Regions from separate parts of the Homo sapiens genome. Here region 2 is linked to region 1. A link is an interaction called in ENCODE POLR2A ChIA-PET data of the cell type or tissue named here. Cell type or tissue: CD4-positive, alpha-beta T cell. All regions are shown on one strand. Links, peaks and the distances in the headings refer to the core of each region. The heading gives the core; the rest is flanking DNA.

The links. ChIA-PET counts read pairs that join two places held together with the same protein. Peaks named below come from ENCODE experiments on the same cell type or tissue, not always from the same donor. Only the 100,000 strongest peaks of a DNase experiment are listed, where the experiment ranks them.
Region 2: POLR2A ChIA-PET joins it to region 1 with 7 read pairs; 14 of 35 experiments call an interaction of 5 or more read pairs at or near these places.

The regions. Positions count from the first base shown.
Region 1 is chr6:42,005,976-42,011,351 of GRCh38, reverse strand. It overlaps LOC105375059 (a long non-coding RNA gene), which reads right to left. Exons shown (of 5, transcript XR_001744119.2): 2 at 2,496-2,599. It also overlaps a transcript of CCND3 not described here. Among named protein-coding and RNA genes, the nearest start is that of TAF8, 42 kb to the left of the region's middle. RefSeq lists enhancers at 303-1,258, 1,259-2,215, 3,471-3,560. In CD4-positive, alpha-beta T cell, for the core only: no CTCF peak of the experiment used is centred there; DNase peaks (open chromatin) are centred at 971 and 3,401; H3K27ac peaks cover 921 bases.
Region 2 is chr6:41,953,698-41,959,073 of GRCh38, reverse strand. It overlaps a transcript of CCND3 not described here. Among named protein-coding and RNA genes, the nearest start is that of CCND3, 15 kb to the right of the region's middle. In CD4-positive, alpha-beta T cell, for the core only: no CTCF peak of the experiment used is centred there; no DNase peak of the experiment used is centred there.

The DNA of each region.
Region 1 (5,376 bases), core at 290-5,289:
GGAGTTTGAGACCAGCCTGGGCAACAAAGTTAGATCCCGTCTCTACAAATAAATTTTTAAAATTAGCCAGGCATGGTGGCCTAGGTACTTGCTGTGGTCCTAGCTACTTGGCAGGCTGAGGCAGGAGAATTGCTTGAGCCCAGGAGTTTGAGGCTGCAGTGAGCTGTGATTGCACCAACATACTCCAGCCTGGGTGACAGAGTGAGATTCTCAGTCAATCAATCAGTCAGTGAAAAATCCATTCATTCATTCATTCATTCATTCATTCATTCATTCACTACCAGTTGTTCTTACAGATTCAAGAATCACTTTTGAAAGCCTTCATTGGATCCTTGTGAAATGACCGATTGACTGCTTGGATGAACTCCTGAAGTGTTTCTATGGAGGACAGACCAAGAGGAAACTTAATATTTCCTCTCAATTTTCCTGTGAAACTAAAACTGTGCTAAAAAACAGTCTATTTAGAAAAAAAGAAGAAGATAGTTGCCTATAGAGGAACTAAAGAATGTTGTGGAATGTTGTAGGGCTTAACCACCCGGAACCTCCTCAGCGCTGATGGCAGTGATGTCACTTTCTGTAGGAGAAGGTGTCTGAGCAGGTCCCAACCTATCTGACTCCTGCTGACCTTGCCGAGGCTCTGAGAGCCTGGGGGTGACAGAAGACAGTTGCTCCACCCCGCAGAGGAGCACAGCTGTTTCCCCAGCCCCTCATTCAGCCACCTGAAATCATTCACAGTTTTCCTGTCAGTTAACCCGGCCCTGCTGCAGTGTGGGAAGGGGCCCCGCTAGATGGGGTGGGGCCGTGCTTCATTTACTGTCGGGCTTGGTGTCTTTCCTTGGGCCTCAGCTGAACAGGTGCAGGCCCAGGCAGCTGGGTGAAATGAGGACATTCTTCCTCTCCCTCCCTCCTCTCCTTCCAACTCCCTCCCCCAACCCAGCCACATGAAGCCACATCCCATTTCCTCCCCCTCATTCAAAAGCTTCACTCCCTACTCTGTCCTCCATGCTGCAGAGGGCAGTGCCCCGGGGCAGGGGACACCGTTAAGGGAAAGTGGAAAGCAGTAGGTTTCCACTGCCCCCCTCCCTTTCTGTTTTATTTGGGGGGCGTGTGAAGAGATGGAAGTGTTGTCATGAGAAGAGAGGGAGGGCTCTCCCAGGTACTACCTAGGTCACTGACTTTGCCTGCAACCTCTAAGCTCACAGAAGAAACCACTTATGAAGTTGATAACCCATCCCCTTCAGGGCTGACTCCTGCTTGTCCTCTAGGAGAATGAACATGGGGGTGCCTGAGGGATGAAGAAATCACACCCAAATCCACATTCTAGAACAAAGGTTCTCCAAGCTTAGCCTGCATTCCTTGGAGGGCCTGTTTGCTGATTGCTTGGAGGGCACTGATTGCTGAGAGATTCTGATTCAGTAGGACTAAGTGGGGCCCAACAATCTGCATTTCTAAGTTGTTGATGCTGCTTCTACTGGTATAGGGACCACACTTTGAGAATCACTATTCTAGGGCTCCCCTTAAGGTTTTTGTTTGTTTATTTTTTTTGAGACAGGGTCTCGCTCTATCACCTAGGCTGGAGTTCAGTGGCACAATCTTGGCCCACTGCAACCTCCACCTCCTGGGTTCAAGCGATCTGCCCACCTTAGCCTCCCGAGTAGCTGGGACTATGGGCGTGTGCCACCACCCCCAGCTAATTTTTTTGTGTGTTTTTGTTTTGTTTTGTTTTGTTTTTTTGTTTTGAAACGGAGTTTCGGTCTTGTTGCCCAGACTGGAGTGGAATGGCGCAATCTTGGCTCACTGCAACCTCCGCCTCCCAGATTCAAGTGATTCTCTTGCCTCAGCCTCCTGAGTAGCTGGGATTACAGGCATCCGCCACCACACCTGGCTAATTTTTGTATTTTTAGTAGAGACAGGGTTTCACCATGTTGGCCAGGCTGGTCTTGAACTCCTGACCTCAGGTGACCCACCAGCCTCGGCCTCCCAAAGCCCTGGGATTACAGGTGTGAGCCACCGCTTCTGGCCCAATTTTTGTATTTTTTGTAAAGACAGGGTTTCACCATGTTGCCCAGGCTGGTCTTGAACTCCTGGGCTCAGGCAATCCAACTGCCTCGGCCCCCCAAAGTGCTGGGGTTATAGGCATGAGCCACCACACCCAGCCTCCCCTTAAGGTTTCTGATAAGTAGGCCTGACCTAGGCACAGTTGAGGGAAGAGCAGTCCACTCAAGGAAGTTGAGCCCCCAGTAGTGACCCTTATCACTCAGGCTCTAATCACAACCCTTCCCCCTTACACTTCTGTATACCTTAGCTACATTTGGATGGGACTCTGGCTTAAGAGAAGAAGGCGGAAAGAAGACCCTCTCTGTCTGCATGTTCCCTATTCCCACGGGCAGCCCCCCTCCAAGCAATACCTCCTTCCATCTTGAACCTTTTGTTTCTAGAGCTCCTTTCCTGCCAATTATAGGGAAAGAGATGCCCCTGTGTTCCCTGAAGTTTACCTTTCAACTATATTCTGTGGAATGTTAGGCAGTGGTGACTTGGGAGGGATCCACCATGATGTAGCATGAAACTGCTCAACTATAGGTAGGAAATGTTCCTGCTTCTGTAAAAACAACCAACCAAAAAACCATAACCGAATATATACATAAGTATTTACATGCACATAGACCCTTTCCAGACCAATCAACAGCAGTCAGCTCTGTTGGGAGATTTCAGCAGGATAGAATATTTCACTCTTTATTTTCTCTAATCCTACATTTTAACAAGCCCATCTTACTTTGTAATTAAAAACCAGCCTATCTTACTTTGTAATTAAAAATGAATGCACTGCAAGTAAAAGAAAATGGTGCAGCTCTGGAAAGCTGCACACTAAGCTGTTGACAATGGGGACTAGGCTGAGGGTTCTGTCACTTTATACATACACACTCTGGACTGTTTGAATTTGTCTCAAGAGGTACTTTTCTTTTTCTTTTTTTTGAGACAGAGTTTCGCTCTTGTTGCCCAGGCTGGAATGCAGCGGCATGATCTCAGCTCACTGCAACCTCTGCCTCCTGGGTTTAAGTGATTCTCTTACCTCAGCCTCCCGAGTAGCTGGGATTACAGGCGCCCGCCCCACCCAGCTAATTTTTGTATTTTTAGTAGGGATGGGGTTTCGCCATGTTGGCCAGGCTGATCTCGAACCCCTGACCTGAGGTGATCTGCCCACCTCGACCTCCCAAAGTGCTGAGATTACAGGTGTGAGCCACCGCGCCTAGCCAAGAGATACTACTATTTTTTATATTAAAAAATAAGGTAGAGCTATAGGCAATAAAGGAAACAGAACAGCCTCCTTTCTTCCTCTCCCCACTTCCCCCAGCCCCCAGCTCCCCCGCCAGCTGCTGTCCCCAGCCTTCACACCCCGCCAGCTGCTCTGCCGGCTCATTTCTTCCTGTCACCGTCAGGTTTCTTCACTGAGTGGCCTTCACCTGCTGTCTCCACTTCTTCAACAGCCACTCTTTTTATTTTAAAGCAACATTATGTGCTTTTGTTTGTGGATCGCCAGCATTCCAAAAAAGAAAGAAAATCCCATAGACTTTAAAGCAGCATCCGTGAGCTGCTCTCGATCCTGTCCAGCCCTTTCTGGCTCTCGCAGCACATGCATGTCCTTTCATAATTGTAATCTGCACAAATGCTATTTTGTGTCCTGAAATTTTTTACGTCACCTAATTTTATAAGCCCGCCTATGTATGGACACAGCATCATTTTTTCTATGAATGGTACTATGGTTGCTTAGCCAGGCCCTGATTGTTAGGCCCTTGGGTAGTTTCCAATTTTTTGCTATTTATTCATTCACCATTTAACCCCCTGCATTTGGGCTCCGCCTCCTGCCAGTCTTTAAAAATTGCCCGTTTAAAGGTCAGTGCTATCAGACTTCCCTCCAATTCTACCAGCCTCTGCTCAGTCCTTGACTAAGCCCTTGTCCTGACTTCAATTGGACTTGGCCTTACTAGCCACCCTCATGGCCATCCACCCGCCCATCTATCAAGCTGTTGGTGAAATTCCAGCCTCCCTTCATTTCCTTTTGTTCTTTTTCTTTCTTTAACCATTTTCAAAAACACAGACCTTTTTACATTTTTGTTGTAAAACAATGAAACAACCAATAAGTGTACAATATAGAAAGTAAAAACATGTTGTTTCAAATGTTAAAATTGACTTATGAAGCATATATACACAAAAGAATATAAGTGCATATATATGTATGTAGGTATATATATACATGTGTGTATGTATATTATGAAGTAGTATAATAAAACTAAACATACCCTGCAACTTGAGAAATATGTCACCAGTTATATAGGAGCTTCCTGTGTTCCCTTTTCTGTGCCATCCCTCTAACAAATCTCATTGAGATACTATGAATTGTGTTCATTTTATCATTCGCCTACTTAATTTTTCTTTTTTTTTTTTTGAGACAGAGTCTTGCTCTGTCACCCAGGCTGGAGTGCAGTGGAGCGATCTCGGCTCACTGCAAGCTCTGCCCCCTGGGTTCACACCATTCTCCTGCCTCAGCCTCCCGAGTAGCTGGGACTACAGGCGCCCGCCACCACGCCCAGCTAATTTTTTGTATTTTTAGTAGAGATGGGGTTTCACCGTGTTAGCCAGGATGGTCTTGATCTCCTGACCTCGTGACCCACCCGCCTCAGCCTCCCAAAGTGCTGGGATTACAGGCATGGGCCACCGCGCCTGGCTGCCTAATTAATTTTAATAATTTGTGGACTTGAAGAGATTCCACGTAGATAGTCATATCATCTATTAATAATGAAGTTGTTTTTTTTCAATTCTATACCTTTCATTTATTTTCCTTTGTTTTGTGTTTTGCTAGAGCCTCCAATTTAATGTCAGCTAGAAGCAAGGACAGCAGGCATCCTTGCCCTACTCCTGAACTTAAAGGATAATGCTTCTAATGGCTTCCCACTCATAATAATGATTGCTGTAGGTTTAGGGTAGATGCTCTTTAATAGATAAAGGAAGTTTCCTTTATTTCTAGTTTGTTGTTAAATCTTTTTTTTTTAAACCTCTAAATCTACCTTAATGTTGTTAAATCTTATCACATGCTTTTTCTACATCTATTGAGATGAGATGATGTGAGTTTTTGTTTTTCATCTATGAGTGTTATAAGTTACATTAATAATAATTATTATTATTATTTTAAGACAGGGTCTTGGTCTGCACTCAGGCTGTAGTGCCACGGTGCAATCATAGCTCACTGTAGCCTTGAGCTCTGGTGCACAAGGAATCCTACCCCCTCAGCCTCCCAAGTAGCTGGGACCACAGGCACACAACACCACACCCTGCTAATTAAAAAAAAATTTTTTGTGTAGAAATGGGGTCTCAGGCTGG
Region 2 (5,376 bases), core at 102-5,101, 52 kb after region 1:
CAAAATGCTGGGATTACAGGCGTGAGCCACCGTGCCCGGCCGATCCTCTGACATTTGTATACAAGTTTTTGTGTGGATGTACGTTTTTATTTTTCATGGTGTATACCTAGAAGTGGAATTGCTAGGTTAGGTGGTAACTCTATTGAACATTTTGAGGAACTGCAGAACTGTTTTCTGAAGTAGTGATACCATTTTACATTTTTACCAGCAGTGTGTGAATGTTCTAGTTTCTCCACATTGTGACTAACACTTGTTTCCGAACTGAGACGCTTCTGAGAGTGAAAGGGTGCACCATTAAGAAATATGCCAATAAGACTGACATTAACTGGAACATATTCTTACCCTACCTAGATACCAAAAAAATTAGAAGATTCAATTCCTGATTTCAGGGAACTTTCTGGCCACATGATGAGTCAAAGCCCCAAACCCACATACTTGAGTCAATTAAATAATCAAGTAAAGGTAAATTAGTAAGAAGGAAAGCAAAGCACATCTAAATTCCCCCAGGAGACTATATTCTCTTTAAGAGAAAAGAACTGTTTTATTTGTCTTTGTATTGTTTGTGGCCCCAGGTATATCTTGTGTTTGATAGGATCTCAATAAAGTTCTGTGGACCAAGTGAATGAATAATACAAATTCTACTGTACAGAATAGAATGACTCACCTAGCAGGGGTTTTCGAGTTTGGGGGAAGTATGGCTTTTTGCTAAAAATGTAAATATATATTTTTTGCTCCATGCTGTAACAACCCTAATGACAATTTAAAAATGAAAAAGTAGGCCAGGCATGGTGGCTCACACCTGTAATCCCAGCACTTCGGGAGGCCAAGGTGGGCGAATCACTTGGAGTCAGGAGTTCAAGACCAGCCTGGCCAACATGGTGAAAACCCGTCTCTACTAAAAATACAGAAATTAGCTGGGCATGGTGGCTTGCAACTGTAGTCCCAGCTACTCAGGAGGCTGAGGCAGGGAATCACTTGAACCCAGGAGGTGGAGGTTGCAGTGAGCTGAGATTGCATCACTGGTCTGTCTGTCTGGGTGACAGAGAGATTCTGTCTCAAAAAAAAAAAAAAAAGATAAAGATAAAGTAAGGTAAAGTTTGGTGGCTCATACCTGTAATCCCAGCACTTTGGGAAGCCGAGGTAGGAGGATTGCTTGAGGCCAGGAGTTCGAGACCAGCTTGGACAACATAGACCCCATCTCTGCAAAAAATTTTAAAAAACAAAAATAAATAGAAATGAAAAAGCAAATAACCTACAATGAGAGGAATCTGGAACTGTGAATGGCTGACAACAGGTTGGGAAAGACTATCCAAACAGGGGAATTGCCTGAGCAGAGAGGCAGGAATCAAAGCACACATCTTCATGCAGGGTACCTCTTCCAGCAGGTTAACCTTTGGAACTACAAAGATGTGGTGCCTACCCTCAGGAATTTCCATTTTTTTGGGAGAAAACAGGATTTATTCACAGGAAACAAGGAGAATACTTTACAACAACCATTAAGTGGATGCGTGCCCTTAAGCGACATTGATCCTTCTGGCCCTAAATTTCTGTGATCTTTCAATTCCACACCCTGCGAGCTTCATGGAACAGATGGGCCAGGAGCTAGGCCTTAAGGGAAGAGGCTGGATTTGGAGAAAGAAGCAGGATGCCAGCGGTGGGTGATAAGGCCCAGAGGTGGGCTGGAGTGCTAGGGCTGAGATAAAATTGGTTAGGGCTGCTGGGGCCTCTTCTTGAAGGCAATTTTGAAAACCAGGCTGGTTGTCTTTTAAATTTAACCTGATAAGCAGGTCCTTGGACTGAAGACGAAAGGAGTGTCTGTGAGAGATTAATCAGATGGCCTTGGGCCATTGATTTGGATCTATCTGGAAGCAATGTGAAGATGAGGCTCTCTGGGAGGCTTTTGCAACAGTAATATAGGCCCAGCCTTTCAACGGAGGATTTGAAAACCCCTAGGAAAACTCCTTCTGCCAGTTGTTTGTGTGGAGTTAACTTTTCCTTTAGTAACTTAAACCATTGTTTTTTGTTTGTTTGTTTGTTTGTTTTGAGACGGAGTCTCATTCTGTTGCCCAGGCTGGAGTGCAGTGGTGCGATCTTGGCTCACTGCAAGTTCCGCCTCCCGGGTTCATGCCATTCTCCTGCCTCAGCCTCCCCAGCAGCTGGGAATACAGGCGCCTGCCACCACGCCCGGCTAATTTTTTTTTGTATTTTTAGTAGAGGCGGGGTTTCACTGTGTTAGCCAGGATGGTCTCGATCTCCCCACCTCGTGATCCGCCCGCCTCAGCCTCCCAAAGTGCTGGGATTACAGGCTTGAGCCACCGCGCCTGGCCACCATTGTTTTATATTACAACAATTAGGGCTATCTTAAGGGCCAGAATCCAAGATGTATATAGGTTTCTAAGGCAGAATATTTAGACTTCAAATAAATTTCAGTTTTGCAGAGGGCAATCAGATTTAGATCATGCTATCAGATTCCTCAGAGAAATCCATTCTTCTTTGCTGTAAAGGGTTTAAAATCTGAGGACTAAAGAAAGATGGTGCCATACATAAACATGTGTAAGTTGCAAGCAGGGTGGGAATATGATGGCCTACCTTTAGAACGTTGAGGATCAGCCTTGCTTAGTACTAGGAAAGTTCTGGCCAGGTTGGTAATGGAGGCGGAGCCAGCACCTCATGGTCTTTCCCAGCCCTTTCTAAAGGCCCTAGTTCTGCCCACTGAACTGGCATGTTTGGCACTTTCCTGGTTTATGTTTATTTATTTATTTTATTTTATTTTATTTTTTTTGAGAAGGAGTCTCGCTCTGTCGCCCAGGCTGGGGTGCAGTGGCACAATCTTGGCTCACCGCAACCTCCACCTCCTGGGTTCAAGTGATTCTCCTGCCTCAACTTCCCAAGTAGCTAGGATTACAGGGGCCCACCACCACACCCGGCTAATTTTTGTATTTTTAGTAGAGACAGGGTTTCACCATGTTGGCCAGGCTGGTCTTGAACTCCTGACTTTGTGATCCACCCACCTCCGCCTTCCAAAATGCTGGGATTATAGGCGTGAGCCACCACGCCCGGCCCTACATTTAAATATATACATATTTAAAATTTTTATTCAATCAGCTTTCTCAAGTTGAATTTTTTATTTTCTTCTGAGATACGGTTTCGCTCTGCTGCCCAGGTGCAATCACACCTCACTGCAGCCTTGACCTCCTAGGCATAAGCAATTTTCCTGCCTCAGCCTCCCATGTAGCTGAGACTGCAGGCATGCACCACCATACCTGGCTAATTTTTAATTAATTAATTTTTTTTTGTAGAGACAGGGTCTTACTTTGTTGCCCAGGCTGGTTTCAAACTCCTGGCCTCGAGCAATCCTCCTGCCTCCTTAGTCTCCCAAAGTGCTGGGATTACAGTTTGGCTAATTTTTTTTTTTTTTTTTTGTAGAGATAGGGTCACCATGCCGGCTTGCCTGGTTTACTTTTAATGTGTCACCACTAAGATGTTTGCTGTGGGGTTTCAGTAGCTATCCTATGTAAGACTAGGGAAGTTCCCACTTATCCCTGCTTTGCCAAGAGTTTTTTCTTATGAATGGATGTTGACTTTTATCAAACACTTTTTTGGTATCTGTTGATGTAGTCATATGATTTTCCCTCTTTAATCTGTTAGTGTGATCAATTATATTGGTTTTTTTTCAAAATAATAAACTAACCATGCACTTTGGTATACAGTCAACTTAATCACAACATATTACCCTTTTTACATATTGGCTGGAATCAGTTTGCTAATATTTTGCTTAGGATTTTGCATCCATGTTCATAAGTGTAATTTTTTTTCACATATTGTTCTTGTTGGGTTTTGGAATCATTATATTAAAAATGATTTGAAGTGAACCTCTCTTTATATTCTCTGAAAGCGTTTGTGTAAGATTGAAATTACTTCTTTCTTGAATGTTTGGGAGAATGCTGCCTGTTTGCTATTGAAGGTTGCCCCATCAGGTGGGTGTTAGTAGAGAAAGTAGTGATAGTAAAGATATTTAACTTGAGGGGTAAACATAGCTTAAACAATAAGGAAAATTTTATATCTTTCACACATCACAAAAAGTCCAGAGGTAGGTGGTTCAGGATTGGTTAATTCAGCAGCTTAATAACATCATCAGGGAGGAAAATTCATTCCAGTCATTCTCAGGTGCCAGCTCCTTCTTTCATTATTGCAAGATGGCTGCAGCTGCTCCAGGCATCGCAGCACAGTGGTTAAGCATGTTGATTCTACATGCCAAACCTGGCTCCAAAGCCCATCACTGTAGGACAATTGAGTAAATTGCTTAACCTCTCTGTAAAATGGGATAATAATACTTTAATTCAGAAGTTTGATATTATGTGGATTAAATGAATGAGGCTAGGCACGATGGCTCAGGTCTGTAATCCTAGCACTTTGGGAGGTGGAAGCAGAAGGATCACTGGAGGCCAGGAGTTCAAGACCAGCCTGGGTAACACAGTAAAGCCCCCTCCATCTCTAAACAAAATTTTTTTTTTTTTTTTTTGAGACAGAGTCTTGCTCTGTCACCCAGGCTGGAGTGCAATGGCGCTATTCTCCGCTCACCGCAACCTCCGCCTCCAGGGTTCAAGTAATTCTCCTGCCTCAGCCTCCCGAGTGGCTGGGATTACAGGCGCACGCCACAACACCCGGCTAAATTTTTGTATTTTTAGTAGAGATGGGGTTTCACCATGTTGGCCAGGCTGGTCTGAACTCCTGACCTCGTGATTCGCCTGCCTCAGCCTCCCAAAGTGCTGGGATTACAGGTATGAGCCACCACACCTTTTTTTTTTTTTTTTTTTTTTTTTAAGGCAGAATCTTGCTCTGTACCCCAGGCTGGAGTGCAGCGGTGCAATCTCAGCTTACCACAACCTCCGCCTCCCAGGTTCAAGTGATTCTCCTGCCTCAGCCTCTGGAGTAGCTGGGACTATAGGTGCACACCACCACACTGGGCTAATTTTTGTATTTTTAGTGGAGATGGGGTTTTGCCATGTTGGCCAGGCTGGTCTCAAACTCCTGGCCTCAAGTGATCCACCAGCCTTGGCCTCCCAAAGTGCTGGGATTAAAGGCGTGAGCCACTGCCCCCGGCCACCAAAAATTTTTTTTAAATGAGATTTATTTTTTTTTCAAACTCTTAAAGTAGTGCCTGGCACATAGTAAGTATTCAGTAATGTGCCATGTCTTCCTCCATTCTCACACAAAGCAGGAAAGAAGCTGTTTTCCTCCCGTGCCCCACTGATGGAAGTCCCTTAGCAGACCCACCTCCACATTTGATTGGTCAGAATTACAGCAAGTGCCCATTCCTAAACCACTTGTGGAATTACCGTGATTTGGTTTGGAGTAACTTGGATTCAACCTCCA